Regions from separate parts of the Homo sapiens genome. Here region 1 is linked to region 2. The links are chromatin loops, found by intact Hi-C in ENCODE. Cell type or tissue: mammary epithelial cell. All regions are shown on one strand. Each heading gives the region's core, and the rest is flanking DNA. Links, peaks and the distances in the headings are about the cores only. Region 1 holds the start of TRMT10B (tRNA methyltransferase 10B). Region 2 holds the start of FRMPD1 (FERM and PDZ domain containing 1).

The links. Peaks named below come from ENCODE experiments on the same cell type or tissue, not always from the same donor. Only the 100,000 strongest peaks of a DNase experiment are listed, where the experiment ranks them.
Region 1: it touches region 2 in a loop (29-fold over the local background); 2 of 110 quality-filtered maps call a loop at or near these places.

Annotation. Positions count from the first base shown.
Region 1 is chr9:37,752,245-37,759,360 of GRCh38, reverse strand. It overlaps TRMT10B (tRNA methyltransferase 10B), which reads right to left and starts at 5,556. Exons shown (of 9, transcript NM_144964.4): 1 at 5,509-5,556. RefSeq lists a silencer at 5,412-5,646. In mammary epithelial cell, for the core only: no CTCF peak of the experiment used is centred there; a DNase peak (open chromatin) is centred at 5,600; H3K4me3 peaks cover 1,216 bases; H3K27ac peaks cover 500 bases.
Region 2 is chr9:37,646,584-37,653,699 of GRCh38, reverse strand. FRMPD1 (FERM and PDZ domain containing 1) reads right to left here and starts at 2,746. Exons shown (of 16, transcript NM_014907.3): 1 at 2,606-2,746. RefSeq lists a silencer at 2,605-2,874. In mammary epithelial cell, for the core only: no CTCF peak of the experiment used is centred there; a DNase peak (open chromatin) is centred at 2,709; H3K4me3 peaks cover 479 bases; H3K27me3 peaks cover 1,678 bases.

The sequences.
Region 1 (7,116 bases), core at 1,202-6,201, 110 kb before region 2:
TTTTTCCCCTCAAAATATTTGAGACTTATACATGTTGCTGCATGTATCAGTAGTTGCTTTTTTATTGCTGAGTAGCATTCCATTGTATGAATATATCACAATTTATTCTGTTGATGGGCATTTGAGATCTTTTCCAGCTTGGGGAATAAATCTGCTATGAACATTTTCATAGATGTGTTTTTATGGATACATGTTTTCACATCCATTGACTAAGTTTTAAGGTAGAATTGCTAGGTCATAGCATAGGTGTGTATTTAACTCATAAACTGCCATCCATTTCCCAAAGTATTATACCATTTTACACTGCCTGTCAGCAATGTATGAGCATTCCAAATGTTCCACAGCACCACCATCTGGGGACCCGTACACAGATTTCTGGGGCTCCTTTGCTACACCACTCCCTCCCTGCTGTATCCAATCTCAGCAGCCCTAAATTCAACTGTTTGCTCCACCCAGTGACACAGACGTACTCTGTATGGGCTCCGTGTCACTATGCACCCTCAGGTAGAAAGCCAGGGTGACTGTGGGGCTTAGCTTGTGTGTTTCTTTTCCCTCAAGGATTACAGTCTTGTCCTGACTACTGCCCAATACCTGAAAACAATTTCTTCATATCCTTTCTCCAGTTTTATAGTTTATTGTAGGAAGGTAAGTCCAATACCCATTCCTTCTGTCATGACAATTACCAGGAGTCTATTACTTTTAAGAATATTTTAAAACTTCTACTTCTTGTTCAAGTTATAGTATTTCTGACTCCCCAATCTTTAGGCTGTGAACATAAACACCCTTATATTTCTATCTCTGTTCTCCCTTTAATTTTCCAACTGAGCCTTTAATTTTATATGGTCAAGGTAGGTTTTACATTTTGCCCTGACAAAACAATTAAGTGCTTTGTCTATCCCCGTGGTATTTTCTAAAATTTGTAAACCAAATTTGTAAACTATTATTTTTTCAGACAGGGTCTCACTCTGTTGCCCAGGCTGGGGTGCAGTGGTGCAATCACAGCTCACTGCAGCCTTGACCTCCCATGCTCGGGTGATTCTCCCACCCCAGCCTCATGAGTAGCTGGGACTACAGGTGCACACCACCATGCCCAGCTAATTTTTGTATTTTTAGTAGAGGTAGGGTTTCACCATGTTATCCAAGCTGGTCTGGAATTCCTGGACTCAAGCAATCCGCCTGCCTCAGCCTCCCAAAGTGGTGGGATTACAAGTGTGAGCCACTGCACCAGCTGTAAACTGCATTTATATTATAACTCCATAAATATTATTCACTGTAGAGATGGCTAGTGTCCTAGAATTATGTTTTCTTTTCCATTTTGACTCCTGTGTTTGGAAAACATTTCTAGTGTTGAGTTCATATTGCTTTTCTTGTACTCCATCAAATGCTCAAAATTGGGCCAAACTTTAGTTGTTTTCAGTTTAGACACACTTAAAATAGGTTTAAGCGGGAAAATAGCATTCTTAGAATTCAGACACACTTCCCAGCTTGCCACTTGTGAGTAATGGGACAATAGCTAGAGGATTTAAGTCTCTGCCATAGAGTCTCTCCACGAAATGGGATAAAACGACCTCACAGGATTGTTGCAAGAATTAGATACCTTTCACTTACTGATATAAAACAAGTACTCATGAAATACTTGCTGTTAACTACTATTCAAAACCCCTTCAGTGTTGTTCTTACAGTTGCTATTAGAAGGTAAATCTTCTGAGCAGTTTTGGTTATTCATGACTTATCATGTGAACATGTGACCACCAGATATATTCCTGAAGATGACCAAGTAAATTACCTTCTAGATTTTCAAAATTATAGATTTGAAATTTGTGTCCATTTGTCTGCCTAGGCTAAAGTTTATTTCTGCTTAGAAATCCTTTAAAATCCAGTACACATTTTTAAATGTATTTACATACAGACTATCACAAAGAATTAGTGGCATGCATAAAATTTCATAATGTGTATCTCCAGAGAAATGAGGAAAATACCAAGCTGGCTGGGCGCAGAAGCTCATGCCTGTAATCGCAGCACTTTGGGAGGCTGAGGAGGGAGGATCAATTGAGCCTGGGGGTTCAAGACCAGCCTGGGGAACAAAGTGAGACCCCACCTCCACAAAGAATTAGATGAGCATGATGATGCACACCTGTAGTCCCAGCTACTTGGGCAGCTGAAGCCAGAAGATCGCTTGAACCCAGGAGATCAAGGCTCCAGTGGGCTATGATTGTGCCATTGCACTTCAACCTGGGTGACACAGCAAACCCTGTTTCAAAAACAAAACAAAAAATCCAAGCTATTCTTAAACATTTCAGAAGCACTCCACATGAATGAACAGTGAAGTTGATCACAAATTAAAAAAAAAAAAAGTTAAGAGATAGGTCTTGCTATGTTGCCCAGGCCAGTATCGAACTCCTGGCCTCAGGCCATCCTCCCACCTCAGCTTCCCAGTCACTGGGTAGAGATGTGAGCCACCTCACACCTGTATATGTATATATGTGTGTATGTATATGTGTGTGTGTATATATACACACATACATACACACGCATACACACATATGCACACATATATACACATACACATGTATGTATACACATATGTATATATGTGTATATATATATGTGTGTGTGTGTATATATATATATATATCTTTTTGAGATGAGAGTCTTGCTCTGTCACCCAGGCTGGAGCGCAGTGGCATGATCTCATTGCAATCTCATGACTCATTGCAACCTCTGCCACCCAGGTTCAAGCGATTCTCATGCCTCAGCCTCCCGAGTAGCTGGGTCTACGGGCACGCACCACCACACCACGCTAATTTTTTCATTTTAAGTAGAGATCAGGTTTCACCAAGTTGGCCAGGCTGGTCTCAAACTCCTGACCCAAGTGATCCACCCATCTCAGGCTCCCAAAGTGCTGGGATTACAGGAGTGAGCCACCGCACCCAGCCATTTTTTTTTTTTTAAACAAAAGATATCTAGACCCCCATTATGACAGTTCTTTTAGATGAATGAACAGACTTTTATACCATCAGAGTCATCTGCATTTTCCTGCATATAGGCATTCAGAAAATAACAAATGAAAACATTAAGATAAACTAATCTTTAACTGACAACTTCATTGTATTAGGGTGAGAAAACCAACACCCATTTGTTAAATAAATGCTAGTTAATAGCCATGTGATCTCTTCCTCCTTTAAACTTCATAGCATTTTGTATTTTTACCTGTGTTGACCATTCATTAGTTAATAAACATTCCACCAAGCTCCTACTGTATGCCGGGGCCTGTTGGGGAATGACTGGGAGGCAATGGATCTAGAGATTTCTCTGGAGGTAGTCTGGCTAAGGAGGGGAAAAGAGATCTAGGATAGGAGATCCTAGGAGCTACAGACTTCCACTGTTGTTTTCAAAAATTGGAAAGTCTGTGCTGGTATCTTCTCTCCTATCAAACTGAATTCCTTTGTAGGAGGGCTTATACCTACATTTACCTAAACACTTAAGAGTTCACAGTATAGAACCTTGAAAACAGCAGTGTTTATTTTTTGTTTAATTGAACTGAAGTTTACCGCCACCACTCCCACTCCCTTCCTTTCTTTTCCCCTCCTTTTACCTCATGTTTCTCCAAATCTCTACAGTCCCTGAGAATGTTTCTTAAACCAGGAATTTGGGATGCAATAACCTTGCAAATCAAATAAAAACAACTCCAACCACCATCAGAAGAGTAATAGAACAAGCTAACACTCCTGAAGGCGGGGCCCACCTCTTTTGTATCTTTGTATCTCTGTTGTCTGGCATAAGGCCTGGCACAGAATGGAAGCTCAATAAATACTGATTAGGTGATTGCCACCTAGGGATCCTCAGAAAGCAAAGGTGAAGTTGGACATCACAGAAGCAGAGATCTGCTCAATCTGTGTGGGACATTATCTATGCCCAAATTTAGCATTTTTTTTTGGACATAGGAACTACCATTTTAACCATTTGTAAATGTGCAGTTAAAAACACACCTAAGGGCATCCACATTGTGTGCCACCATCACCACTGTCCAGCTCCAGAGCTTGTTTGTCTTCCTAAAGTGAAACTAACTTTAAAAAAAAAAAAAAAAAAAAAGACGGAGTCTTACTCTGTCGCCCAGGCTGGAGTGCAGTGGCGCGATCTCGACTCACTGCAAGCTTTGCCTCCCAGGTTCACGCATTCTCCTGCCTCAGCTTCCTGAGTAGCTGGGACTACAGGCACCCGCCACCATGTCCGGCTAGATTTTTTTGTATTTTTAGTAGAGACGGAGTTTCACCATTTTAGCCAGGATGGTCTCGATCTCCTGACCTCGCGACCCACCTGTCTGGGCCTCCCAAAGTGCTAGGATTACAGGCGTGAGCCACCACACCCGACCCTGTGACCTTTATATAACTCTCCCTTCCCCAATCCTGGCAGCACCTTTGTATTTCCTATCTTATGAATTTGAGTGCTGCTCTGGTTTGAATGTTTGTCCCCTTCTCACATTCAGGTTGAAACTTAATTGCCATTGTAACAGTATCAAGAAGTGAGATTTCATTTATTTTTCATTTCTTCATTAAACATCTTTTCTGAGCCTCCAATTATGGGTCCGATGCTGAATATTCATTACTTTCGTTCAACAAAGCTACTAAGCACCTGACATAATAGTACATCCTGGGGACTTGGGGATGACATTCGTTCTGCTTTCATGGGGCTCCAATTATCTGACCCTGCCTTGCATGACAGCTGTCTACCTGTTTCCCCACTAGATTATAAACCCAGGGAAGAATTGGAAGAATTCACCTGTACACCCTCAGTACCCGAGCCCTGTGAGCATCCTAAGTATTTGATGATCACCACTCTTCTGCTTAGAACCCTGCAGTACTCTCCATTTCACTGACAGTAAATAGCCCAAATCCATACAATGACCTATGCAGATCACTAAGGTCTACCTTTCTCGTTTCCTCTGCACTCCGGGGTCTATTTGCTGTTCCTCAAACATACCCTTCAAGGCCTTTACATTCGCCGTTCTCTTTACCCTCAATGCTCTTCCCTAAGACACTCACAGACTACCTTCCTCTCCTCATTCATATTACTATCCAACATAACCTATTTTACTTGTTGTCGGAACCTCCTCCATCCCTTCAATGTAGGCAAGTGTTGTTTGCTTATAGATGCTTAATAAATACTTGCTGAGTTCATAAATCCTCCACTCCGCACCCCCACCCTAGGTTGGCAGAGGCCTCAGACCTTTGCTAGCCTAACTCCCACCTGATGGGTACCTACACTGCCGCTAAGTGATGGCACATCGAATTCAGCCTGAGAGCACCCCGCCTGCGGGTCTCTCCCGGCCCACAGGCTGAGCGTGCGAGTGGAAGCAGGAAGGGAAAGTATCAGGAAGGTGGAGTACCACAGGCCACATGACTGCTAAACGCTGCTTTCTCAACGTCCGCCCCACCCGCGAGGGAGGCGGACGTCCCAGGACAGACCCCGCAGCCCCCAGCCAGCCCCCTTAACCAGCGGACAGCGTACCTGATCCCCTCACCCCCACGCAGCGGCAGCGGCGCGCATCGGATCCCCCCCGCCCCCGGCCTCGCTTCCGCTTCGTAACTCCGCTCCGAATGGCATTCTGGAAATTGTAGTTTTTCACCTGCAGGGTGCTCGTGGGGCCGAGCCGGAGCGGAGGCTGCGGCTTCTACTCCCAGCCCTGGCGGTAGGGAGCTGCGTCCTGCTGTGGTGGTTGCCCACCTTCTCTGAACCCCTGTCTCCCCGTCTGCTGGACAGCTATTACAACCCCAACCCTTTACCAACTTCACAGGGCTCCTACAGGTGCTCTGTTGGTTGTCAAGGGCTGGACATTGCGAAACTGGGGTGTGTGAAGCAAAAAAATTCTAAGGCCCGCACCCGACTGAATGGACCTCCCTCTCTGCCGAAGGAAACCTTAAAAACTAGTTATGGCCATTACAGGAAGCGGGAGTGGAGCGGGGCGGTTGGACATGCACTGATATTATATCCCATCCCTTGCGGAGTTTAGGCCCAACGGGGACTGACACAACAGAATCTTTGTAGAACTAAAATATCAAATTCCAACCTGATATCATATTGTGTCCGGAAATGGTGGATTCTTGGTCTCACTGACTTCAAGAATGAAACCGCGGACCATCGCGGTGTTACAATTCTTAAAGACTGCGTGTCTGGAGTTTCTTCCTTCTGGCGGGTTCATGGTCTCGCTAGCTTCAGGAGTGAAGCTGCAGATCTTCGCAATGAGTGTTAAATCTCTTAAGAGGGCACACCTGGAGTTGTTCCTTCGCTCTCGGTGGGTTCGTGGTCACACGGGCCTCAAGAAAGAGCTGCAAATACAGATCTTCACGGCGAGTGTTATAGCTCACAAAGACAGTAGGGACCCAAAGGGTTAGCAAGCAACAAGATTTATTACAAAGAACAAAGCACCCACAGTCCAGAAAGGCAACCCCAACGGGTTGCCGCTGCTTGCTCGGGCAGCCTGTTTTTATTCTCCTATCTGGCCCCACCCACATCCTGCTGATTGGTCCACTTTACAGAGAGCCGATTGGTCTGTTTTACAGAGAGTTGATTGGTCCGTTTTGACAGGGTGCTGATTGGTGCGTTAACAATCCCTGAGCTAGACACAAAAGTTCTCCAAGTCCCCACTAGATTAGCTAGACACAGAGTGTTGATTGGTATATTTACAAACCCTGAGCTAGACACAGAGTGCTGATTGGTGCATTTACAAACCTTGAGCTAGATACAGAGTGCCGATTGGTGCATTCACAATCCCTTAGCTATACATAAAGATTCTCCAAGTCCCCACCAGATTAGCTAGACACAGAGTGCCGATTGGTGCATCCACAAACCCTGAGCTGGACACAGAGTGCTGATTGGTGCATTTACAAACCTTGAGCTAGATACAGAGTGCTCATTGGTGTATTTACAATCCCTTAGCTAAACATAAAGGTTCTCCAAGTCCCCACTGGACTCAGGAGCCCAGCTGGCTTCATCCAGTGGATCCAGCACTGGGGCCGCAGGTGAAGCTACCTGCCAGTCCCTCGCCGTGTGCCCACATTCCTCAGCCTTTGGGCGGTCGATGGGACCGGGTGCCGTGGAGCAGGGGTCAGTGCTCGT
Region 2 (7,116 bases), core at 654-5,653:
AGCTATATGGACAAAGCTGATATATTTAGAGCTGTGTCTGTCAAATCTGCCCCCCTCCCCCACCAATCTGGGTCCTTGAGTACATAGTGATAAGCTTGTGTGAGGCAGGGATTGAGCCTTCTGATTAGCCTTCTGTGACCTCCCACCACCTAACAGTATTTACAGGGCATTGCCTGTTGTTGATGTTAGTATCTGATCTGAACACCTTCCAAATAACAAAAAGCCCCTGCCCCTTGAATCAGGAGGCACCTCGAGGACACATCACATTGTCACAAGAACTCTCTGCTGCTGGTGAGGTTCTAAATCAATGCACATGCTTAAACCAAAAGCACTATTTACTCCAATGGTGCCTTCAAACACTTATTCAGCTTGCCCATGAACCCTCTGATAAAAAGAATTGACTTTTATCCAACACCTATTACATGCAAACATCCTATTAGACACTGTTATACATGATCTCATTTAATCTTGTGAGTTTGGAATTATTATTATTCCCGTTTTACGAATTAAAAAAGTGACGCTCGGAGGCCCAATACTCCACAGCCAGCGAGGATTCCAGCCCAGGTTCAGAGCCTCCAGAGCCTCTTCCCGCTGCCCTGTCTCTGAAGTGCTCTGCCTTCTCTGTGCTTCCACCAGGCTCACTGCTCTCATCTGTCTCATGCTCTCCCAGCTCTCACCAGTTCCTTGCTCGTACCAGCTCCTTGACCTACACATAGCCTTTCTATTCCTCACCACCTGTTGAAATCCTCTTCTTCCTCCACCTTCCATTGTAAAGCCTTCTCCAATATCTCCACTTGGAATTCACCCTCCTTAGTGTTCACAGGAATCCCAGGCGATAAAGCCCACAATGAAGATCCTGTGGCACAAGCCTCTCTATTCCCCAACAGAACCTAAGCTCCTTGAGGGTAGGGCCTGTTGGTAATTTTCATGTTTGTGTCCTCTCGAATGAGTAGTGAGAAAGTGCTTGATGAACCAATAGAGAATGAAGAGGGAAAAGACTGGTGGCATTTGAATGCGTCAGAGAGATAAAAGGCTCTGGACAAATTAGCTTCAAGGATGGGGTCTCATTCAGGAAAGACAAACTTAGGTACCACAACTCTGCTCTGGTCACCAAGCACACCCTCACCAGCTCTCTGATTTCATAATGCTAGAAACTTAAAACCAGGATGTCGAGGAAGGAAATAAAATCATAAAATCACTTCTGTGAGAATCCTTTCGTGGTAATGCGTTTCACCCACACACTGGGGAGCCACTAATTGCAGCACAAGGGGAACAAGATATTGGGCAAAAGAATAAATTTCACTTTCTAGCATATCACAGTTAACTACCTCGTGCTTGTTTTGCTGTGACTGTGCCAGAATGCACCAGTCCTGGAAAAGATGAACTTGGCTCCTTAACCGTACCCATACTCAACACCGACCAAAGGATGCCCGAAATTGTCTTGATTGGAAATCATCTCAACCATCATCTTAGACTAGAAACAAGTAGATGCTGGCCTCTAGGTCAGGACCCCTAGAACAGTGCATTATTTTTTTTTCCCAAACAACCATTCTGAGGTTTTTACAAAAATAACCGACTCACAAACAGAAACGCTTCCTGATCTATAAGCCACTTTGAAAACAAATCATTATGTCGTTGAATATTTCATGACGGTCCAAAGCACTGAAGAAGGCGAACTGAGCGTTCACCAATCCTCCCCATGTCTATTTTGGGACTTCCAAAGCAAACTGCAAATGCCTCCTTTATTTTCTAAACGTTCATTTGCAAGTGCTAGATGGATTCTTGGTGAAATATTGCCTCCACCCAAACTGACTAAATGCAGAGATCCGGAGGTTCCGCTTCTCCAGAGTTTACAGCTGAAAGAGACAGCGAACAACTAGTGAACACGACTTCCACCCTATTTTATAGGTGGCAAAAGCAGGGGGCACTTGCCCAAGGTCACACAGACAGTGGGTGTATGGCAGAGGAGCCACCAGAAGCCAGAGTCCTGACTCCTAACCCTAGGGGCATCCCCTGCTTCCCGAGGCTGACTCAACGCCCCCACTAAAGCTCAGTCAAAGCTGCTGCAAGTTAGCGACGCGACCCTGGAGACTGACTTCTGTGGCTCATTCCTCTCCACACGCAATGAGTTCTGGAGCTGAGACACTCAGGGATGCCCCTCTACTCAAAAAATGACAACACAGGCATTGGCACTGCAGCTGATCGTCCCTGGCGAACCCCTTCTGGTTCAGGTGTGGCCATCGAGGACGGACAGAGAGGGTTGGTCTGAGGTCACTCAGAAAGTTGGCGCTGGCCGCGGCCGCACCTGAACCCAGGTCTCTCCCCCTCCCGCGTTGCCGCTGTTTCCACTCACTACACCATGCAGATCTCGGAAACTTAAGCACACATCGCTACTGTGCAAACAGTTCACGATGGCAGGTCCTGAGCTAGCCCACGGACGCGCCCCCGAGCCGGGCTTGGGGACACGAGGACCGGAGGCGGGCGCGGGTCACCCGGGACTGGTGGTGCAGGCGGAGGGCGGCGCGGAGGAAGCCGAGGCGCAGGCCCGGGGTGTGGGGACAGGCCGTCTCCCCAAAACTTTGCGGTGCCAGGACCCCTCCCTTACCTGCAGAGGAGGTGCCGCCCGCGCGGACAAGGACCTAGCGGGCTGACGCTCTCGGAGAAGGGCGGCCCCGCCCAGCGGCGGGCACGGTCGCGGCCAAGGCTCGGGAAGCAGCGCTGCTCGGGCTCGGCTCGGGCTCCGCCTCCCGCGCCGAGGCTGCAGCCGGAGGGGTTGGCCGGGCCGGGCCGCGCCCGCGCCGTCTGGCGGCGGCAGGTGCTGAGGCTGCAGCTGCGCGGCCGCCAGCTGCCGGCGCCGCGACCCCCGCCCCGGGGGAGGAGCCCCGCGCGCCGCCTCCGCTGGCTCCGAGGTCCCGGCCCGCCGCAGTGGGCGGTCCCGCTCCCACCCGGGCCCTGCCTCCGCCGCCTGCCTCAGCTCACCGCCGGGGCACGCAGCGTCCGCTGAGTACCCAGGGGGGAGACTGAGGCTGGGAGAGGAAAGGGACTCCCCAAGGTCACCCGGACCAGCGGTGGTTGGGCCAGAACTGGAACCCAGAAGAGTTCCCAAAACGACCCCCTTCTCACGCCTCCTTTTCCCCAGGAAGAGCCCCAGCTACGGGGAGCCCTGGGGGACTCGCCCCCTGACCCCCACGCCCCGCAGGTGTTCGGCTGAAGGGAGAGGGAGAGCGTGGGCCCACGGTAGGCACTGTGGACCACCTCCCCTGTCTCTGTAAACTCCTTCCGCGCTGGGAAACTGTGTTCTCCTAGCTTTCCTCGGCCCTCTCCAGCCACTCCCTCGGTCTCCTTGAGGGTTCCTCAAACCAGAAGCTCTAAAATGCCGGAGCGCCCTGGGACTCTGCACTCAGCCCTTTTCTGACCCCCTGAGCCGTCTCACCCACTCCCCTGGTTCTGGTCCTACCGCCTCTCTGAGCATGATACCCAAATGCATGTGTCTGTGCACTATTTTCCGTGCTGAACTCTACTGAACACCTACGAGGTCCATATCCTGCATTAGACACTGGAGATACAATACACCTTTAATAAAGCAGTCCCTGTCCTCATGGAATGTACAGTCTAGGACTATTAAAATACAGTCCAGTTCCTGTAACAATAACCCAATCCCACGGGGCCAAGGGCACCACTCAGGCCTGCACTGACTGAGTGAAGGCCTCCTGGAGAGGGCATGCTCTAAATGGAAACCTGAAAGGCCAGTGGAATTGGCCAGTGAAAGGGAGGAGTGTGGAGAGAGCCTTTCAGGTTGAGACCACAGGAACAAAGACCCCAAGATGAGAGAGATCCCACAGAGGGAGTGGCAGGAGTTGAGACATAAAGCAGGGGAGTCAGCAGGGGCCAATTCCTGGTCAAGGAGTTTGCACCGTGTTCCCAGTGCACTGGCAGGTTCATGGGAGGAGTTCTGAGTAGGGTTGAGGCACCATCAGACTGGGATGTTAGATCATTCTGGGGATGGTGCACAGGCAGATGTTAACAAGTGCATCCTTCATCCAAGGGCGGTGGGGGAAGACTAGCAGCACTTTGGAGCCAACATCGTCTGGATGAAGGCAGGTGCTCCTCCTTTGTGACCTTCATTTCCAAATCCAGGAGTCCATCCAGAAACTCCTGAGTGGCTCCATCGCTGAAAGACCTCCTACGTAATTGCACCCAAAGCTCCCTTTTCTGTCAGTGCCCCAGCCCTCTGCCACCCAGATCCACGGGCTGAGTGAGCCTTTTGCTTTCCTCACCCGTCTTTGTAGTATACAAAGTTCTGCCCCAGGAGACAGAAGCACCATAAGGGTGGAAGATTCTGAAGCCATAGTGGAAATAATGAAAGCTTTTTAAAAATCAAGTATTCTGGCTCTCTGAATTATTTCTTAACAATTGCATGTGAATCTACAATTTTCTCAAAATAAAGTTTAATTTTAAAAATTATTTTGTAGATAAAGATTAATCATCAAATTACTCTCTCCAAGGCAGTTAAACACCAAAAAGCATAGCACTTGTCAGAAAGTAAGATAAGAACTATTCTCTTGTCCGGTGAGTACAAATGTTCCCCATGGAATTTTGCCCTGTCCCCCTCCATTTCCTAGCTACCTGCGTCAGTGTCAGCCTCTCTAGGTGCCGGACCCAGCCCCTAACCCCGCTCTCCTCAGATTCTCATTCTGGTCCCTCTTGCCCCTCAGCCTCCTTTACCATTGCCCTCATGTCCCTCCTTGGCCTTTCTCCCTTCACTCTCACCAGGCAATTCTATCAGCTGCATGGTTTCAGCCAAACCTTCTGTCTTCCAAACCCAGAGACACAACTGCCTGCTGGACATCGCCTAAATGTCCCTCAGGTGCCCCACTCTCAACACAGCCAAAACCAAACCCACATCTTACCCCCAAATTACCCCTTTTGCATTGCTTCCCTATCTCAACTGGTAGTGGCACTTCCTTCCTCTGGGCACCTAAACTAGAAACCAAAGGGACAGTCTAGACTCTTCCTTCTTCCTGGCCTTCATACTCTACTGGACACTAAGTCCAATCAACTCTGTCTCCTTAACTTCTCTTACACATGTCTCCTCCCCCTCATCCTGCCGCCCTTGCTTTCGTTGGAGCCTCACCATTTCTTGCCAAGGCTGTAGTAACCGCCTCCAGTCTTTCCTATTTTCATCCTTCACATACTGCCAGTGATCTTTTTCAACCACAGACCTGACCAGTGACTCTCCTGCTGAAGACACCTCCATTGTTCCTTCTTGATCGTGCAGCAAAGTCTTAACTCCTTAGCATCACGTGAATCCACAGTGATCCTATTACCCGTGTGGCGCCATCTCTACCTCACCCCACACCTGCACACCAAACACCTTATGTTCTTAGGGTACCTTATGTAATAAGAGACACATAACATAGTGTTAAAAAAAAATGTAGTCTTGAGCCAAACTGCCTAGGTTCAAATCCCAATGCTGCTTTTTAACCTATGTAATTTTGGAAAAGTTCCATAACCTCTCAGTTCTTGGTTTTTTTCCTTTGCAAAGGGAGCATAATAAGAATACCTACCACCTAGGAGTGTTCTAAAAAATAAGAGTTCCTGGAGACGAAACAGCATTCATTACTTGCTAGCCAGCACTATTAGGAATGCTTCTAATCATTATATGCGGTGAGGATTACCCTACTTATTTTACAGAGAGAAGGAAACTGAGGCTCCAAGAAGTAAAGTCGCTTACCCAAGATTCCACAGCTTTAAAATAGCTGCACTGGGATTCATATGAAATTCTAAATCCTATACTGCTAAATACTTTACATAAGCTATTATTGCTTCCTTGTTTTTCTAACCTTTAACCCAACCTATTGGACAAACTTCTTCTTCCTTTAAATCCTGGTCAAAAATATCTTGTCCTCCATGAACTCTTCCCAGTCCTTGCTTTGAGCCTCTGCTGTACTTATGTACAGCATACAGCAAATAAAGCACGCAGCACACCCATTACAATGATTTGTTTACACGTCTGTCTTCTTGAGACCTTCTTGAGAAATACAATGTCTTATTTATTTTTGCCTTCCTATAATCCCATAAATATTTATTGAATGAATGAATAAATCAACAAATAAAGTATATATGTTTCTCAAGTTTTACCCTAACAGCTGTCATTTGGATATAGATTACTTTTTTTTTTTTTTTTTTGAAACGGAGTCTCGCTCTTCGCCCAGGCTGGAGTGCAGTGGCGCGATCTCGGCTCACTGCAAGCTCCTCCTCCTGGGTTCACGCCATTCTCCTGCCTGAGCCTCCGGAGTAGCTGGGACTACAGGTGCCCGCCACCCCGCCCGGTTAATTTTTTTTTGTATTTTTAGTAGAGACGGGGTTTCACTGTGTTAGCCAGGATGGTCTTGATCTCCTGACCTTGTGATCCGCCCGTCTCGACCTCCCAAAGTGCTGGGATTACAGGTATGAGCCACCGTGCCTGGCCTAGATTACTTTCAATCTCTGTTTTTGTCACTCTGAAGAGTCATTTTTGGTGAGAGGATAGCATCAAATGATCTAATATTAATATAGAACAAGATATAGCAAGAATGAAATTTCTCATATTGCTATGTGGTTGTGCCTTGTCCCTCTCTGAGTCTCTCCTTTTTTTAGTGACACCATGTAATAGCCCATAAGGACAAGCTGTGTTGCATCCTAATGAGACTTCCTGACTCAAACATCTGAGATTCAAATTTATTTCCCATAAGTACCATTTCAGCTAAAAGTTTGCTTTCTCTATGGCAATGAGTATGCCATTTGTCATCTGCTAAGTGCCCATACCTTCCCCTTACCTGTATCAATCTCCTTTGCACTCAAATACTTCTGAGAGCTGACTTAATAGTGCTTTTCTATACAATTTCCTTCTTAGAATGCCTAACTCTTCCTGACCTCATATCTATTGTTCCCAAAATAGAATCATTTACTGCTTCAAATTTCAGCTTTACTGTCTGCAGTGATTTAGGACAAGTTTCTGTTCTTCTTCAGAATGATCAAATTCCTTATGGTTAAAAAAACCTCGACCCTGTCATTTTCTATGGAGTAGTGTTTTTAAATGTTTTTAAGTGTTTTCGATGTTAGAAATATTTATTT